Linked DNA regions of Mus musculus: region 2 is linked to region 1. Evidence: chromatin loops called from intact Hi-C (ENCODE). Cell type or tissue: gastrocnemius. All regions are shown on one strand. Links, peaks and the distances in the headings refer to the core of each region. The heading gives the core; the rest is flanking DNA. Region 1 holds the start of Nono (non-POU-domain-containing, octamer binding protein). Region 2 has its middle 17 kb from the start of Taf1.

Region 1 (8,913 bases), core at 627-8,626:
ATAGATGATAAACTAGGCTACTCAGGAGATTGAAACAGAAGGATGGAAAACTCAAGGCCTGTCTGGGCTATAGAGTTAAATTCAAGGCTGGTGGTAGATGCAGTTAATCCCAGTGCCTAGTGTGGGAGGGGTAGATTTCTTTGAGTTCAAGGCCAGTCTAGTATACATATTGAGTTCCAGGCCAGCCTAGGCTACATAGTGAGACCCCATCTCAAAGAAGGAGGGAACTGTTTGAAAATAAAAGACAAAAAGAGGATCAGTTCTAGAGCATAAGTTCTTGGATCAGTCCCCAGCGCTGCTGGGAGTGAAGACTCACAACATAACTAAAAGAGATAGGCGAACCCCTGAGTTCAAGACTAGCTTGGTCTGGAGGGAGTTCCATGACAGCCAGAGATACATAGAGATACATTATCTCAAAAGCCACAAAACATACACACACACACACACACACACACACACACACACACATCCAGTCCTGCAAATAAATACTGTGCCTTATCTGTCTGTGTACCTGTCTATCTGCCTATCTATCTATAAATGTTTCCTCATTCACTGTAAAGATTTTGGAAATCACAGAAAGCCTTAAGAAAGCAAGAGAGCTGGGCAGGAGTATGCGCCTTTAATCCCAGCACTTGGCTCCTGCCCAGCTCTTGGGAGTCAGAGGCAGGAGATTCTCTGGGTTGGAGGACTGATCTACATAGTGAGTCACATGGCAGAAGGAGAGCACTGACTTCTTTCTGCATGTTGTCCTCTGGCACTTGTGCGTGCACCCCCTTATTCACCACACACAAATAAAATGTAAAAGATTTTTAAATGTCATGCCAACCACTTAAAGAAAAACACTTCCCTTTTATTGCATTTTAGCAATGGATATCAAATGTAGTGACCTTGCATGTGAGAAGTACTTGCTCTGCGATGAGCTACCTTAGGCACTTTTCTGTTCTTTTTTTTGAGGCACTTCTCACTATGTAGCTCCTGTTGGACTGAAACTTGCTATGCTGATCAGATTGGCCTCAAACATACAGAGATCCTCCTGCCTCTGCCTCTCAAGTGGTGAGATTAAAGGCTTGTACCACTATGGCCAGTGTATTTTTAATTAGATTTATTGATATGTGTGTGAACATGTGTGTGTGTGTGTGTGTGTGTGTGTGTGGTAACCTAGGGTCTTGCTATGTAGCTCAGGCTGGCCTCATACTCTTTTTTTCTTTTTTTTTTTTCCATTTTTTATTAGGTATTTAGCTCATTTACATTTCCAATGCTATACCAAAAGTCCCCCATAGCCACCCACCCCCACTCCCCTACCCACCCACTCCCCTTTTTTGGCCCTGGCGTTCCCCTGTACTGGGGCATATAAAGTTTGCGTGTCCAATGGGCCTCTCTTAAACATTTATGTCTAAAAGAATTCTTCCCCTGGGGTGGTGGCGAACACCTTTAATCCCAGCACTCGGGAGGTAGAGGCAGGCGGATTTCTGAGTTCGAGGCCAGTCTGGTCTACAAAGTGAGTTCCAGGACAGCCAGGGCTAAACAGAGAAACCCTGTCTCGACCCCCCCCACCCCGCCCAAAAAGAATTCTTAATTTTATATTACATCAGTTGCCTGCATGTATAAATGTGTACGACCTTCATACAGTGCTTGAAGACACCAGAGGGAACACAAGATACCCTTGGAACTAGAGTTACAGATGGTTGTGACCATAACATGGGTGCTGGGACTCAAATCCAGGTCCTCTTCAAGAGCAACCAGTGCTCTTAACCACTGAACTATGTCTCTAGCCACAGTACTAATTTGTGTGGGGGGGGGGCATTCATATGCCACTGTGTCTAGAGGACAACTTGTGGGAGTCTAGTCTCATTTCATGTCAGTCTAGGAATCAAACTCAGATTAAAAGAATTGACAGTAGGTGTCTTTACTCACTACGCTGCTTGACAGCTATGGTCTCAAACTCTTGGCCTCTCTAGTGCTGGAATTAGGTCTATACAAAGACCCAGCAATATGTGGTTAAAGTTAAACTAATTAAAATGAACTAGAAACTGGATGTGGTGGTGCAGGTCAAACCAGGAGGATGAAGAGATTGAAGCTATACAAGTGAGGTTGTGTCTCACCCCCACCTTTCAAATGAAAAGGAGTTCTAGTAGGTGAGTCAGCTAAATGACTAAGGCGACACAGCCTATAGGCTCAGGTACTCAGGAGATTGAGGCAAGAAGGACTAGGGTCCAACATGTGTGACATAACCTGTCTTTTCTTAAAAATAATTCTGGAGAGATGGCTCAGCAGTTAAGAGCACTGACTGCTCTTCCAGAGGTCCTGAGTTCAATTCCCAGCAACCACATGGTGGCTCACAACCATCCATAATGAGATCTGATGCCCTCTTCTGGTGTATCTGAAGATAGCAACAGTGTTCCCACGTACATGAAATAAATAAATAAATCGTAAAAAAAACAAAAAAACAAAAAAACAATTCTATGGTTGGAGGATAACTCAGGGGTCTCAGTGGTGAAGAGAACTTCCTGTTCTAAAGGACCCAAGTTTGGTTCCTGACACCCAAATTGGGCAGCTGTAACTCTGTGTGGCACATTCCACACACAATAAAAAATACATTTCTATTGCAAAACACATGAAACTCAAGAATAACGAAGACCAAAGAGTGGACACTTTGCCCCTTCTTAGAATTGGGAACAAAACACCCTTGGAAGGAGTTACAGAGACAAAGTTTGGAGCTGAGACAAAAGGATGGACCATCTAGAGACTGCCATATCCAGGGATCCATCCCATAATCAGCCTCCAAACGCTGACACCATTGCATACACTAGCAAGATTTTGCTGATGGGACCCTGATATAGAGACTATGCCGGGGCCTAGCAAACACATAAGTGGATGCTCACAGTCAGCTATTGGATGGATCACAGGGCCCCCAATGGAGGAGCTAGAGAAAATACCCAAGGAGCTAAAGGGATCTGCAACCCTATAGGTGGAACAACATTATGAACTAACCGGTACCCCAGAGCTCTTGACCCTAGCTGCATATGTATCAAAAGATGGCCTAGTCGGCCATCACTGGAAAGAGAGGCCCATTGGACTTGCAAACTTTATATGTCCCAGTACAGGGGAACGCCAGGGCCAAAAAGTGGGAGTGGGTGAGGAGGGGAGTGGGGGGAGGGTATGGGGGACTTTTGGTATAGCATTGGAAATGTAAATGAGGAAAATACCTAATTTAAAAAAAAGAAAGAATTTTCTAATATATTTATGTGTATGTATGTGTATGTATATATATGTGTATATTTGTGGGTATGCAATGCCACAGCACATTTCAACATGTGGGTCTCAGGGATTGAATTCAATTGTCAGGGCAGTGGCAAGTACCTTTATTTGCTAAGTTATCTTATTGGCCCTGATATTTTGTCTTCTTTTATTATTGTTTTGAGACAGTCTCACTATGGCTGGCCTGAAATTCACTATTTAGACCAGGCTGGCCTCAAACTCACAGAGATCCTCCTGCCTCTGACTCCTGAGTGAATGCTGAGATTAAAAACAGGAGCCACCAAGCCCAGCTTTAAAAAACAAAACAATAGTTTCATTATGTATCCAAATCTAGCCTCAAACTGAAGAGCCTCCTTCCTCAGCCTCCCAACTATTTTTTGCAGGTTTTTTTAAAAGATTTATCTATTATTATATCTAAGTACACTGTAGCTGTCTTCAGACAGCTACCAGAAGAGGGTGTCAGATCTCATTACAGATGGTTGTGAGCCACCATGTGGGTTGTTGGGATTTGAACTCAGGACCTCTGGAAGTACAGTCAGTGCTCTTAAGCACTGAGCCATCTCTCCAGCCCCCTCAGCCTCCCAACTTTGCTAGTTTTGTTTGTCTGTTTTGAGATAGGGATTCTCAGTATAGTCCTGGCTGTTCTAGAACTCCATCTGTAGGCCAGGCTGGCCTTGAACTCAGAGATCTGCCTACTTCTGCTTCCCAAGTACTAGGATTAGAGGCATTCACCATTGCTAAAGTTTTTTTTTAATGTTTATTTTATTGAAGCATGTGTGTGCATACTTAAGCATGTATCTGAGGTTGTTTGTTTTTTCTTTTATTATTATTAATCATTCCATTAGTTTACATCTCAAATGGTATCCAACTTCCTGGTTACCTTCTCCACCAACCCACCATCCCACATCTGCCTTCCCCCTCCCTTTTATGAGGGTCCTCCCCTACCCACCCACACTCTCCCTGCCACACCACTCCAGCATCCCCATACTCTGGGATATCAAATCTCCCTGGGATCAAGGGCCTCCCATCCTCTGCTACATATGTATCTGGAGCCAAAGATCCCTTTAGGTATACTCCTTGGTTGGTGGTCTAGTCTGGTTGGTTTGTTTTTTAAGGCAGAGTTTCTCTGTAGGTCCTGACTGTTCTGGAACTCACTCTGAGACTAGGCTGGCCTCAAACTGAGAGACTGTCTACCTCTGCCTCCCAAGTGTTGGGATTAAAGACATACACCACAACTGGGTTATGCCTGAATATATGTATGTTGTGGATCGCAAGCCTGCAGGAGCCTGAAGAGGTCAGAAGAGGTGTTAGATGCCCTGAAACTAGTTACAAATAGTTGTGAACTGCCATGTGTCTGCTAGGAATGTAAGCAGCTCCTCTGCAAAAGCAGTACGTGCTCTTAACTCCTAAGCCATCTTTCCAGGCCCCGTGTTACTATTTTTTCCAAGAAAATCATTGCATACAAAAAGTCACAGCTGGGGCTTCAGGGATAGCTCAGAGGTTAAGAGCACTGGACCTAGGTTGGATTCCCAAACTTGCATGGTGGCTATCTGTAACTCCAGTTCTAGGGATCCACCATTGTCTTCTGTCCTCCTTAGGCACTACATGCACTTACATACATGCAGACAAAATACACACATAAAATAATTAAAACAGTCCATGTGTCTGTGGACTACATGCATGTATTACCATCAGAAGCCAGAAGAGGGCGTCAGATCTCCTGGAAACTGGAGTCCCAGCCAGCCACCAATGGGAGCTGGGGTAGGTACCCTAGTCCTCTGGAAGAACAGTCAGCACTCTTTACTGCTGAGCCATCTCTCCAGTCCCCATTAAATCTTTTTTGAAAACAGAAAGGGTCATGGTTTAGAAAGTATTCACCTTTTAAATCATGTATACATATACATGTATGTGTAATTTTGTTGTTATTGTTTTGTGTTGAGACAGAGTCTTAGGTACTGGATACCTTGCTACTCACTGTGTAGTCCAGGGTGGCCTTCTGGGCAAGGAGGCTCCTTTTTCAGCCTCCTGAGTACAGAAGTTAAAGGCTTAATCATTTCTGTTTGATTGTGACAGTCATACGTAGTAAACAGCTGTCATAATTGGATAGTGGATATAGGAGATCAGTAGTAGGGCTGAAACTTCATACTGAAGGGCATTATCTGATCTTGATCCCCCCCATTTTCTTTTTTCATAATAATGTGCTATCTTATCTCAAAGAATTTGGGAACCATTGGGATAAATATACCCACTATAGTAAGTTGTAGCCATATGTTGATGCACACGCACACGCAAACGGGGTGGATTGGGTAGAATATAGCTAGTCTCTACTACTGTATTGAATGGTGCCACAGAACCTTCCCAACATTGTAAGAGGCTTATTAGACAGCACAGTTCCATATCATTGTATCCCCATACAAGGTATAGGTAATGCCTATTGAGATAATCTGCCATCAGGAGTATGAATTAATTACTGAGGATTAACTACTGGTGCCTATCTATTGAACCTTGTAATCCTTGGTTAACCGCCTGGGAGAGCTAGGCATTATGGAATAACGAAGGTTATTATTACCTGATAGGCCTCCTATGGGATAAAGAGTAGGTCTGATGTGAAGACCTCCAACATACTGGTTCAGGCACCGCCGACCAACCTGTTGAGTCTCTCTGCGATGGGAACCTTAGTCTGTTTGGCCTATCGGGTTCTCTGGTTACTATGGAAATGGTGCTAGTCACAGTTCTGGGTAATCACTGAGCTTAAAGTGTCAAAATCGTTTGCCCTCCTGCCTGTTTCTACAATCATGTCCATTTCAGTTACACTTCCCAAACATACCCAGCACTGAGAAAGGAAACTAAAACTGTATAGGGTGTCAGGGTAGACGCTTTGAGGAAGTGTGGAAAAAAAGAAACATGGCGGGGCACATTTTTTTTTTTCAGTAGCAAACGGCTAGCTCTACCACATAGAATACAATGACATTGTTAGTCTTAATTTTGCACAGGCGCAGTGCATAAATTCTCAGCACACGCCTACGTGCACATTTTCCCCCCTTTTCGCTCCGATCTTCCTCTCGCACAAGTTCTCTTCTCTCCTCCTCCCACCGCTAGGTTTTCAGTCCTTCCGTAGGGCCGGGTGAGCCTCTCCTTCCGACCCCCTACCTTCCACTGCTGGCTCCCCCTCCCCCTTCCTTTTCCGTCTTGTGCTCGGCGCCTCTAGTGCATGCGCATAAGCTACGAAGCCTCGCTCTTTGTCCCCATCTGTCGTTCACACGAACCCAAGGCTTTGACAGTCGGTAGCCAATAAACGTTAAGAAATGGCGGACTAATGAGACTTTCTCGGGAGATAAACTTTGACTGGCAGTTCACATAGCCAATCGGGAATCCAAAATTGACCCCCCCCCCCCTCGGGAGGTACCGAGCTCCGTCGGCTCGTTTCCGGCGGTCGCGCGCTCTTTTCTCGGGACGGTGGAGGCCGTGCAGCGTCGCCCATACTCCGAGCAAAGAACTGTGGCCAGAGGGTGAGTTTGGGGATGGCTCTTTGGTTGCTTAGGGATGCGGTGGGGCTTCCTGCGACACTCTGGAAAGGGAGGGGTTGGGGCGAGGCCGAGTTTGCACACGGGCTATGGGTTCCGAAGGCCCGGGAGGCCTTTCCCCCTCCGCACAAGGCCTTCGCAGCCCACCCATGGGGGCCAGAGCGCTCCCTGCTCCCCGCCGCGGGCATTAGCCAATGCTTTTCTTGCTTCCTTGCCCAGACTCTTTGTGCTGCTCACCCCCAATTTTAGTGGCCCTAAGTTGTTGGCTTCTTGAACGCCCTGGGCCACAGGGTGTGGGGTCTATTATACTAAGGCCCTGAAGTCGAGGTTAGAGGAGGAGGCGCTTTGCTTTGTCGGATGCTCCTCCCTAGCCTTTCAAGGCCATTAATTCCTAGAGGGCCTGTGGGGCCCCTGGAGCTATGGATTTTTTGTTGTTGTTGTTTTGTTATTTGAAACGAAAGTGGGAAGTTTGCTAGTTCAGACCCCTTGGCTTTTGGTGCTAAGTTCATGAAACACCCTCCACCCCACCCTTGCACGCGCGCGCGCGCGCGCCTTTTTTCCGAACCCCTTGCTCCTTAAGCTTTTCCTAGGCATTTGTAGGCATCGCTTTTCTAAATTAAAAAAAAATGTTGCTTTCTGTGGCATTACTTTCGAGTATTTTTCACTTTGCGGACGTCTTACTGTAAGCTGACACCTTTCTTTGTGTTTTTAACAGCAGTCGAGGTTAGTGAGGACTGCGAGGCAGACACTTTGCTGTGTTCAAATCCAAGTCAAGGTAGGTGCAGGAGGTAGGGTCATCAGGTAAAGTGCAGGATGCTTAACTAATACAGATTTTACAGATGAGAAATTAATTTGGGGGGCACTTTTCATGTTATTTAAGCTAAACCGTTTTTAGAATCTGAAACTAAAATGTGACTGAGTGGTGTGGGTTTTTTTTTTTGTTGTTGTTTTGTTTTTATAACCCCTAATTATGGCTGTTCTAATAGGGGTTAGTGCTTAAATTTATGTTTGTCCACTTCATTGTTTTTTAAATAAAAAGTCCTAAGAAACTCAGCCGCCTTTACCGTGATTGTATTCTACAGCTTTAACAGTCGCCCACCAGGCAACCATATCAGCCTAGCAAGTTCACACTGGATTTCTCTAGCAGTTTTTCATTTAGTAATTTGACTCTTCTAAAATTGAGAGGACCTTGATTTAGATTTCAGATACCTGTGATTAATATGGTCCTGAACATGTCTGCAGGTATATCACACACAGTAGCTATAGTCTCTTTCATTGTGGTTAATCTTAGGACGTGATAGGAGACAGAAATCCTAACTGCTGATCTCTGTAGTTAGGGTTTGGTAAGTTTATTTCTGCAAAATTATATTATTGCATTTAACATAGGAACATTTCTTTCATGCTTGGTACTTGCTGTGTATACAGTGGTAATTTAGATTCTTTGGGCAGTGCTAACCTTCCTTGGTAAATGGAAACTTATGGAGAAGACTACATGGAAGGGAAAGATTTTGAAATCTGTCACCATGGGGATTTTTATTCAAAAACAAATAAAATAAATTTGGTTGTTACACGTTATCCATGCACTCAGGAGGCAGAGGCAGGTGGATTTCTGAGTTCCAGGACAACCAAGGCTACACAGAGAAAGAGAGAAACCCTGTGTGTGGGGGGGGGGGGGAAGAAAGAAAGAAAACAAGTTCTCCATGGTCAGACATGGTGGCAGAGGCAGATGGACCTCTGAGAGTTAAAGGCCAACCTGGAGTACAGAGTTCCAGGACAGCTAAGGCTATGCTGCGAGATTGGGTCGAAAGGAAGGAAAAAAGAAAGAAAGAGAAAGATTCAATTGTTGGGTGTTTATACTTTTTCTATATTGACAAGTTAGGGAGAATCTGATGATGACATTCTGTTTAACAGTCCTGTTTCTTTTTCTTTCTTTTCTTTTTTCTTTTTTTTTTTTCCTCCCGAGACAGGGTTTCTCTGTGTAGCCCTGTCTGTCCTGGAACTCGCTCTATAGACTGGCCTTGAACTCAGAAATCCTGCCTCTGCCTCCCAAGTGCTGGGATCAAAGGTGTGCGCCACCACTGTCCAGCTTTTACATTCCTATTTCTTTTTTTTTAAAGATTTATTTATTTTT
Region 2 (8,913 bases), core at 263-8,262, 88 kb after region 1:
GTTGTAAGCCACCAAGTGGTTGCTGGGAATTGAACTCAGGACCTCTAGAAGAACCTCTGAGCCATCTCTCCAACCCCAGTGGTATACATTTTTAATCCCAGCACTAGGGAACCAGAGGAAGTGGCTCTCTGAGTTTTAGGCCAGCCTGGTCTACACAGTGAGTTCTAGAACAGTCAGGGCAATAGTAGTAACCCTCTTTAAAACATCAAGTACAATCAAACAGCAACAACAGAACAAAACAAGGACCTGGAGGGCTGGGTGTGTTTGTGCACAACGTTAATCCCAGCACTCGGGCTACAGAGGCAGATGGATCTCTGTGAATTCTAGGCCAGCCAAGGCTGCATAGCAAGACCCTGTCTAGGGAAAAAAATAAAATAAATTAACCCCCTCTACACACACACAGGGTAGGAAGTGGGGAGATTGCTTGGTGGTTAAGACAACTGGCTACTACTCCATAAGATCCGAATTCAATTCTCAGGACATACGTGGTGAGGTAAAACAGGCTGTAACTCCAGTTCTGGGGACTCTGATATCCTTTTATGGGCTCCCAGACACTGACTGAATATGCTGAATAGACATACATTGCAGGTAATACACACATACACATAAAATAATAAAATTAAAAATTTAAAAACAAAATCGAAAAATAATAAAAATGAAATAAACGTATTAAAGGGGAGCTGAGAATGATGATATGTATCTATAATTTTCGCATTTGGGAGGCAGAAAGAAGAGGATCACCACTAGTTCAAGACCACGCTCGTCTACACTTCGAGCTCTAGGCTAGCCAAAGCAACATAAGATTCAACAACAACAAAAACAAAACTAGGACAATGCTAGGTTGACAGGTGTAGTTGCTCAAGTCTGCAATCCAAGCACTCAGGAAGTTGAGGCAGGAAGGTCACTATGAGTATGAGGCTAGCCTGGGTTACATAGTGAGATCATCTCAAAAAAACAAAAATAAATGACAAAAAGCATAAAGAGAAACGCATCATAGAGCAACACATATAAATAACTATAACTAAGTGAGAAAGTGCTTAATTCATTAGTTATCAGAGTAATGCCAATAAAAATGATAGTGACATATGACTAGATAGCCACGAGAATAGCTAAAGTGAATACCACTGGCAATACTAAATAATGGGGACTATTTGGAGGCACTGGGATTTTTCGTGTCAGAGTGTGAAACAATAGCTCTATAACATCAAATTAGGCAAATGTATACCTATCCAATGACTGCTGTTAATGATAAATGCAAGCACGTATCAAAAAAGACACACATTTACAGCAGCTTTATAATAACTGAAACAAAACCAAGTTTCTATTGTGACTGATGACTACCAGGCCACTAAAAAGAATGAAACATATTGATTTCCCATTACTTTGTGTAAGTCTCATAAGCATACGGAGGCTCGGGGGTTAGGAGTGTTTAATGCTCCCAAGGTACAAGATACAATTTGCAAAACACATGAAACTCAAGAAGAACGAAGACCAAGGTGTGGACACTTTGCTCCTTCTTAGCATTGGGAACAAAGCACCTATGGAAGGAGTTACATAGACAAAGTTTGGAGCTGAGACGAAAGGATGGACCATCTAGAGACCGCCACACCCGGGGATCCATCCTATAATTAGTCCCCAAACACTGACACCATTGCATACACTAGCAAGATTTTGCTGAAAGGACCTGGATATAGCTGTCTCTAGTGAGACTACGCTGGGGCCTAGCAAACACAGAAGTGGATGCTCACAGTCAGCTATTGGATGGATCACAGGGCCCCCAATGGAGGAACTAGAGAAAGTACCCAAGGAGCTAAAGGGATCTGCAACCCTATAGGTGGAACAACAATATGAACTAACCAGTACCCTGGAGCTCTTGACTCTAGCTGCATATGTATCAGAAGATGGCCTAGTCAGCCATCAGTGGAAAGAGAGGCCCATTGGTCTTGCAAACTTTATATGCCTCAGTACAGGGGAAGGCCAGGGCCAAGAAGTGGGAGTGGGTGGGTAGGGGAGTGGGGAGGTATGGGGGACTATTGGAAATGTAAATGAAGAAAATACCTAATTTTTAAAAAGCATTTAATGCTCAAGAATTTCATAAATCCATTGTTTTTAATAGCTGAGTAGTATTCCATTGTGTAAATGTACCACATTTTCTGTATCCATTCCTCTGTTGAGGGACATCTGGGTTCTTTCCAGCTTCTGGCTATTATAAATAAGGCTGCTATGAACACAGTGGAGCATGTGTTCTTATTACCAGTTGGAACTTCTTCTGAGTATATGCCCAGGAGAGGTATTGCTGGATCTTCCGGTAGTATTATGTCCAATTTTCTGAGGAATCTCCAGACTGACTTCCAAAGTGGTTGTACAAGCTTGCAATCCCATCAGCAGTGGAGGAGTGTTCCTCTTTCTTCACAACCTCGCCGGCATCTGCTGTCACCTGAATTTTTGATCTTAGCCATTCTGACTGGTGTGAGGTGGAATCTCAAGGTTGTTTTGATTTGCATTTCCCTGATGATTAAGGATGTTGAACATTTTTTCAGGTGCTTCTCAGCAATTCGGTATTCCTCAGTTGAGAATTCTTTGTTTAGCTCTGAACCCCATTTTTTTGTTTGTTTGAGACAGGGTTTCTCTGTGTAGCCTTGGCTGTCCTGGAACTCACTTTGTAGACCAGGCTGGCCTCAAACTCAGAGATCCACCTGCCTTTGCCTCCCAAGTGCTGGGATTAAAGGCGTGCGCCACCATGCCCGGCTGAACCCCATTTTTTTAGATTTATTTATTTATTTATTTATTTATTTATTTATTTATTTATTTATTTATTATATGTAAGTACACTGTAGCTCTCTTCAGACATTCCAGAAGAGGGAGTCAGATCTCATTAAGGATGGTTGTGAGCCACCATGTGGTTGCTGGGATTTGAACTCCAGACCTTCGGAAGAGCAGTCAGGTGCACTTACCCACTGAGCCATCTCACCAGCCCGAACCCCATTTTTTAATGGGGTTATTTGTATTTCTGGAGTCCAGCTTCTTGAGTTCTTTGTATATATTGGATATTAGTCCCCTATTAGATTTAGGATTGGTAAAAATCCTTTCCCAATCTGTTGTTGGCTTTTTTGTCTTATTGACAATGTCTTTTGCCTTACAGAAGCTTTGCAATTGATATTGCAAACTTTATATGCCCCAGTTCAGGGGAATGCCAGGGCCAAGAAGTGGGAGTGGGTGGGTAGGGGAGCAGGGCAGAGGGAGGATATAGGGAACTTTCGGGATAGCATTTGAAATGTATACAAAGAAAATATCTAGCCGGGCGTGGTGTCTCACGCCTTTAATCCCAGCACTTGGGAGGCAGAGGCAGGCGAATTTCTGAGTTCAAGGCCAGCCTGGTCTACAGAGTGAGTTCCAGGACAGCCAGGACTACAGAGAAACCCTGTCTTGAAAAAACAAACAAACAAACAAAAAAGAGTGTTTAATGCTCTTGCAGACTGTCCAGGTTAGTTTCTCAGCACCCATACTGCACAGTTCACAACTTCTTATAACTCCAGCTCTATCACATCCCTTCTTCTGGCATGCCCAGCCACCACACACCAATGGCATGCACTCCCACAGACATGCACACATGCACATAAATAAAATAAACAAAAATAAAAGTAAATCAACCAAAAATTCAAAACCATAAATTAAAGGGAAAGTAAACAAAAATGGAAAAAAACAAAATTAAGAAAAAATGAAACATAAAAGAAGGGACTGGGGCTGGCGATATGGCTCAACAGGTATGAGCACCGACTGCTCTTCCAAAGGTCCTGAGTTCAAATCCCAGCAACCACATGGTGGCTCACAACCATCCATACATAATGAGATCTGATGCCCTCTTCTGGTGTGTCTGAAGACAGCTACAGTGTACCTATGTACAATACTAAATGAATCCAGAAGAAGAAGAAGGAGAAGGAGAAGGAGAAGGAGGAGGAGGAGGAGGAGGAGGAGGAGGAGGAGGAGGAGGAGGAGGAGGAGGATCACAGCCATCTGTAACTCCAGCTCCAGGGAACCGTAGGCTTCCAGCATCAGCATCTATGTGCACATTCCCCCCCGACACACACATACTTACACATAATTAAAATTTTAATTTTATAAAAAGAAGAAAAATACAATGGACACAAAAGACTACATGCTGAGCTGGGTATGGTGACACAAACACCTGTGGACCAGCATTTGGGAGGTCCTCACAGGCTCATGAGTTTAAAGCTAGACTTGGCTACAGGAGACCCTGCCTCACATGAAACAAAACAAGCAAAACCTACAAAGAAATATAATTAGGTAATAAAAGTAGACAAAGTACTGATGTACACTGTAATATGGACCTTAACCTAGCCATGAAAGATGACATATCCCTGGGAGATGTGAATTAACATCTGACTCTACACATGATTTTAGTCAAAAGGCCAAGAAGAGCCCATACCCGACTCTGCAGTGGGATGGCACTAATAGTTCAAAGAATGGAATATACAAGTGAATCTTCAATAACAAGTCTATGGGGCTGGAAAAATAATTTACTGATAGAGTCCTTAACTAGCATTGTAAGGTCCTGCACTCAGTCCCAATGCCAAAGAAAAGTTTATTAGAAAATTGCTTACAGTAGCTGGGCATGGTGGCGCATGCCTTTAATCCCAGCACTCGGGAGGCAGAGGCAGGCGGATTTCTGAGTTCGAGGCCAGCCTGGTCTACAAAGTGAGCTCCAGGACAGCCAGGGCTACCCAAGAGAAACCCTGTCTCGAAAAAACAAAAAAAAAATTGCTTACAGAGGGAAGGACAAATGTGGACAGTTGCATTTTCCCAAAGTTGCCAACCTGCCTCCCAACCTGCTATGGTTTATGAGTCTAAGGCTACAGCAGAATTAACAAACCTGAGTTTAGAGCACCACCTAGTGTTCTAGCAGCAGCGGTGACTACAGATTTGAACCAGCCTCTGGGAACATTATCTTTATGTGTACCCCTTTTTTGTCCTTAGGGGGAACTTCTCTGGATTTAGAAAACACTGTGGAACTGTGAGCAATTTTACTGAAATCTGGCACTTATAATGGCCACCTGGTGGCTTCTTACAACATGGAATTACTTGCTGGCTGTGGTGGCATATGCCTTTAATCCCAGCACTCTGGGGGCAGAGGCAGTTGGATCTCTGAGTTCAGGGACAGCTTGGTCTACAGAGTCAGTTCCAAGACAGCTAGCGCTACTCAGAGAAACCCTGTTTCAAAAATCAAAAACAAAAACAAAAACAAAAAACAAAATCAAGATGGAGTTACTCTAAGTAGGACCAGAAGACCAGTTTCACTACATGTATGACCCAATTTAAGTGTCCAGAAAGACACCTTTACAGGAACCATAAATAATTGCCTGCACCTGAAGGTAGGAACATGGAACAAATGAAAATAAGCACTTTGGGATGGTGATGCAAATGTTCTAAAACCTGATTTAAAATTTTTTATTTTTATTCTTTTTAAAAAAATTGTTTATGATTTTTATGCAAGTACACTGTAGCTATCTTCTGACGCATCTGAAGAGGGCATCAGATCTCATTACGGGTGGTTGTGAGCCACCATGTGGTTGCTGGAATTTGAACTCAGGACCTTTGGAACAGGAGTCAGTGCTCTTAACCACTGAGCCATCTCTCTAGCCCCCTCATTTTTATTCTTATTTTATGTGTGTTTTGATTTTATGTATGTATGTGTGCCACTTGCATGGTCTGTTGTCCAGGGAGATCAGAGAAAGGCATTGGAGCCTCTGGAACTGGAGTTTTGGACAGTTGTAAGCCAACATGTGGGGACTGGGAATGGTTCATGAGTCTTCTGTAAGAACAATGGATGCTCTAACTGCTGAGCCATATCTGCAGCCTCATACACTTTATTATTTTTTTTTGAGAAAAGTTATTTCTCCATGTATCTCTGGCTTGTCTGGAACTCATCATGGAATCCAGCATGGCCTCAGACTTGGAGAGATCCACCTGGTTCTGCCTGTCAAGTGCTGAGGTGCCCTGCCAGAGAAACTATATTTTTTTAAATTATTTTTTCTTAGAAATTTCATACATGAGCCATGCATCTATATCACTTGGGCACCTCCCTCTTCTCCTTTCAACTTGCCCTGAAAATTCATGCTCTCTTCTTTCTTGTTGTTACACACATACATACACACACACACAACTTACATAGAAGTTTGTTTGTTTGTTTGTTTATGTTTTTGAGGTGAGGTGGTTGAGCCAGTGTCTCACTATGTAGCCTTAGCTGGCCTGGAACACACTTTGTAAAACAGGTAGACCTTCATCTACCCACTTCTGCCTCTGCCTCCCAAGGGCTGCTATTAAAGGTTTGTACCACTATGCCTAATGATACAATAACTCTTAAAAGTCCAGTGTCTACCCAAAGAATACTTAAGCAGTCAGCAAAATAACAAAGAAAGCTTGAGAAGGAGGAGAGCTCAGTGGGGAAGTGCTTACCTACCATGTGTGAAAACCTGGGTTCTATTGCCAGGGACACAAACAAACAGACAAGGTTCTCGGTTCACAGTCAGGTATGGGCTCTTCTTGGCCTTTTTTTTTTTCTTTATGTTTGCCTCTACATACCTTTAGACAAATATTTATCAGTGTGGGCCAACTACTGGTTCTTCTGTTACCACCATAGGCTTGGTGATAGGGAATTATCAATCCTTAGAAAGGCTATGTCCTGGGCGTGGTGGCGCATGCCTTTAATCCCAGCACTGGAGAGGCAGAGGCAGGTGGATTTCTGAGTTTGAGGCCAGCCTGGTCTACAAAGTGAGTTCCAGGACAGCCAGGGCTACACATAGAAACCCTGTCTTGAAAAAACAAAAAGAAAAAAGAAAAAAGAAAGGCTATGTCCTAAGCTTTTTGTGTGGCAATTTCCCTTCTCTTTCACATCTTACCCTAGGGACAGACCACAAGTATCACCCCCAAATAAAACAAAACCAAAAATTAAAAAAAAAAAACAACAACAAAACAAAAACCTGTCATGCCAGTCATTATCAGGCAGTTCTAGCCTATCTTCCCAGGCTTCTGTTACTGTCCTTAGTTGTTCTGAGTCTGTACGGGAGGCGTTGCTTGCTTCCATCCTCAGTGATTTCCCTACTTAGTCTCTGAATACTTCTCAATTGCTCCAGCTTTAAAATGTAGTGTGTATGGGGGCTGGAGAGATGACTCAGAGGTTAATAGCACTGAATGCTCCCAGCAACCACATGGTGGCTCACAACCATCTGTAATAGGATCAGATGCCTTCTTCTGGTGTGTCTGAAGAGATCGACAGTGTACTCATATACGTAAAATAAACCTTTAAAAAAATAGTATGTAGGGCTGGAGAGATGGCACAGAGGTTAAGAGCACTGACTGCTCTTCCAAAGGTTCTGAGTTCAAATCCCAGCAACCACATGGTGGCTCACAACCATCTGCAATGAGATCTGACGCCCTCTTCTGGTGTGTCTGAAGACAGCTACAGTGTACTCATATACGTAAAATAAACCTTTAAAAAATAGCTCTCCCTTTGGGTGCCACTGGCCGCGAGCAGGAGGACAGGGGCCGGGTGGGGACAGGGGCACTTGTGTGGCCGGACAGCGAGCCTGCGCCCAGTCTGTGCCGCCCCGACCCAGCCCCAACTCGGCCCTTCCTGACTCCGTCCCATCCTTGGTGGTCTCCTCCTGGTCTGACCCGTTGCCCAGCTGGCCATGTTTACTGCTCCAGGCTCCTAAAGCTGAGGTCCTTCCAGTCACTTTAGAGATGTTTCACCTCTTCGCTCCCGAACATTCCGCCTTCCAAACTGGGTCGCCTTTCTCTCTTGTAAAAGTCTTCCCTGCAGCCCACTTCTGTAGCCCTTGGTTCTTCCTTGGTTAGACGTTTGCATCCCTTCCAAATTAACTGCGATCTCTGCACAATAATGGCAACTTTGACACCTCCTTCCCTGAGGAGCCAGTCTTCCTTTTGTCCTGAACTCCGCAGCCCTATCATGGAGGCTGTCTACCTGGTGGAGAATGGGGTGGGCCTGGTACTGGACTTGCTGACCTTGATGTTGGATCTCAACTTCCTGCTCGTGTTCTCCCTCCTGGTTACCCTGGCCTAGCTTTTGGCCTTCATCTACAATCTGCCACACACGGTACTGACCAGTCTTCTGCACTTGGGTCGAGGATTCCTGCTTTCTTTGCTGGCCTTAGTTGAAGTTGTGGTCCGATTTACCTTCGGAGGACTGCAGGCCTTGGGGACGCTCCTCTATAGCTGCTGCTCTGGCTTGGAGACCTTAAAGCTACTGGGGCACCTGGTCTCCCACGGAGCTCTGAGGAGCCGGGAATTCCTGAATAGGGGCATCCTGAACATGGCCATGCTTTGCTGCGCCAGGCCTGTGACATCTGTGCTATTGCCATGAGCCCGTTGGCCTATGTGATCAACAGTCTGGTCAACATCTGCCTCATCGGCACTCAGAACTTCTCCCTTGTGCTGGCCCTGTGGGATGCTGTGACGAGGCCTCTTTGGAGGATGACAGACTTGGTGGCTGCTTTCCTCGATCACATCTCCAGCAGTACCGTGGCCATGGCCATTCTCCTGTGGACCCCCTGCCAGCTAGCACTGGAGCTGTTGGCCTCAGCCGGCCGCCTGCTGGCCAGCTGTGTGGTTTTCCACCTCACTGGATTGGTGTTGCTGGCATGTGTACTGGCAGTGATTTTGATTGTGTTGCACCCAGACAAACCTTGAGGCTGGCCACTCAAACTCTCAGTCAGCTTCATGCCCGCCCATCCTACCACCGGCTTTGGGAGAATATTGTACGGCTGTCTTGCCTTCCACTAGGTCTGGAGGCTTGGTGCAGAGTCTGGAGCCGCAGCCTACAACTGGCCAGCTGGCCAAATCGGGAGGAGCACCAGGAGCCCCCCAAGGTGGCCC

What was found. Hi-C counts contacts between places; a loop is a spot of excess contacts. Peaks named below come from ENCODE experiments on the same cell type or tissue, not always from the same donor. Only the 100,000 strongest peaks of a DNase experiment are listed, where the experiment ranks them.
Region 2: it touches region 1 in a loop (2.7-fold over the local background); 2 of 42 quality-filtered maps call a loop at or near these places.

The regions. Positions count from the first base shown.
Region 1 is chrX:101,422,996-101,431,908 of GRCm38, forward strand. Nono (non-POU-domain-containing, octamer binding protein) reads left to right here and starts at 6,656. Exons shown (of 12, transcript NM_023144.2): 1 at 6,656-6,767; 2 at 7,498-7,557. In gastrocnemius, for the core only: CTCF peaks have their summits at 4,969 (motif pointing right) and 6,486; DNase peaks (open chromatin) are centred at 4,988, 5,931, 6,544 and 7,263; H3K4me3 peaks cover 2,425 bases; H3K27ac peaks cover 1,960 bases.
Region 2 is chrX:101,510,998-101,519,910 of GRCm38, forward strand. It overlaps the pseudogene Gm6184. Among named protein-coding and RNA genes, the nearest start is that of Taf1, 17 kb to the right of the region's middle. In gastrocnemius, for the core only: a CTCF peak has its summit at 4,920 (motif pointing left); no DNase peak of the experiment used is centred there.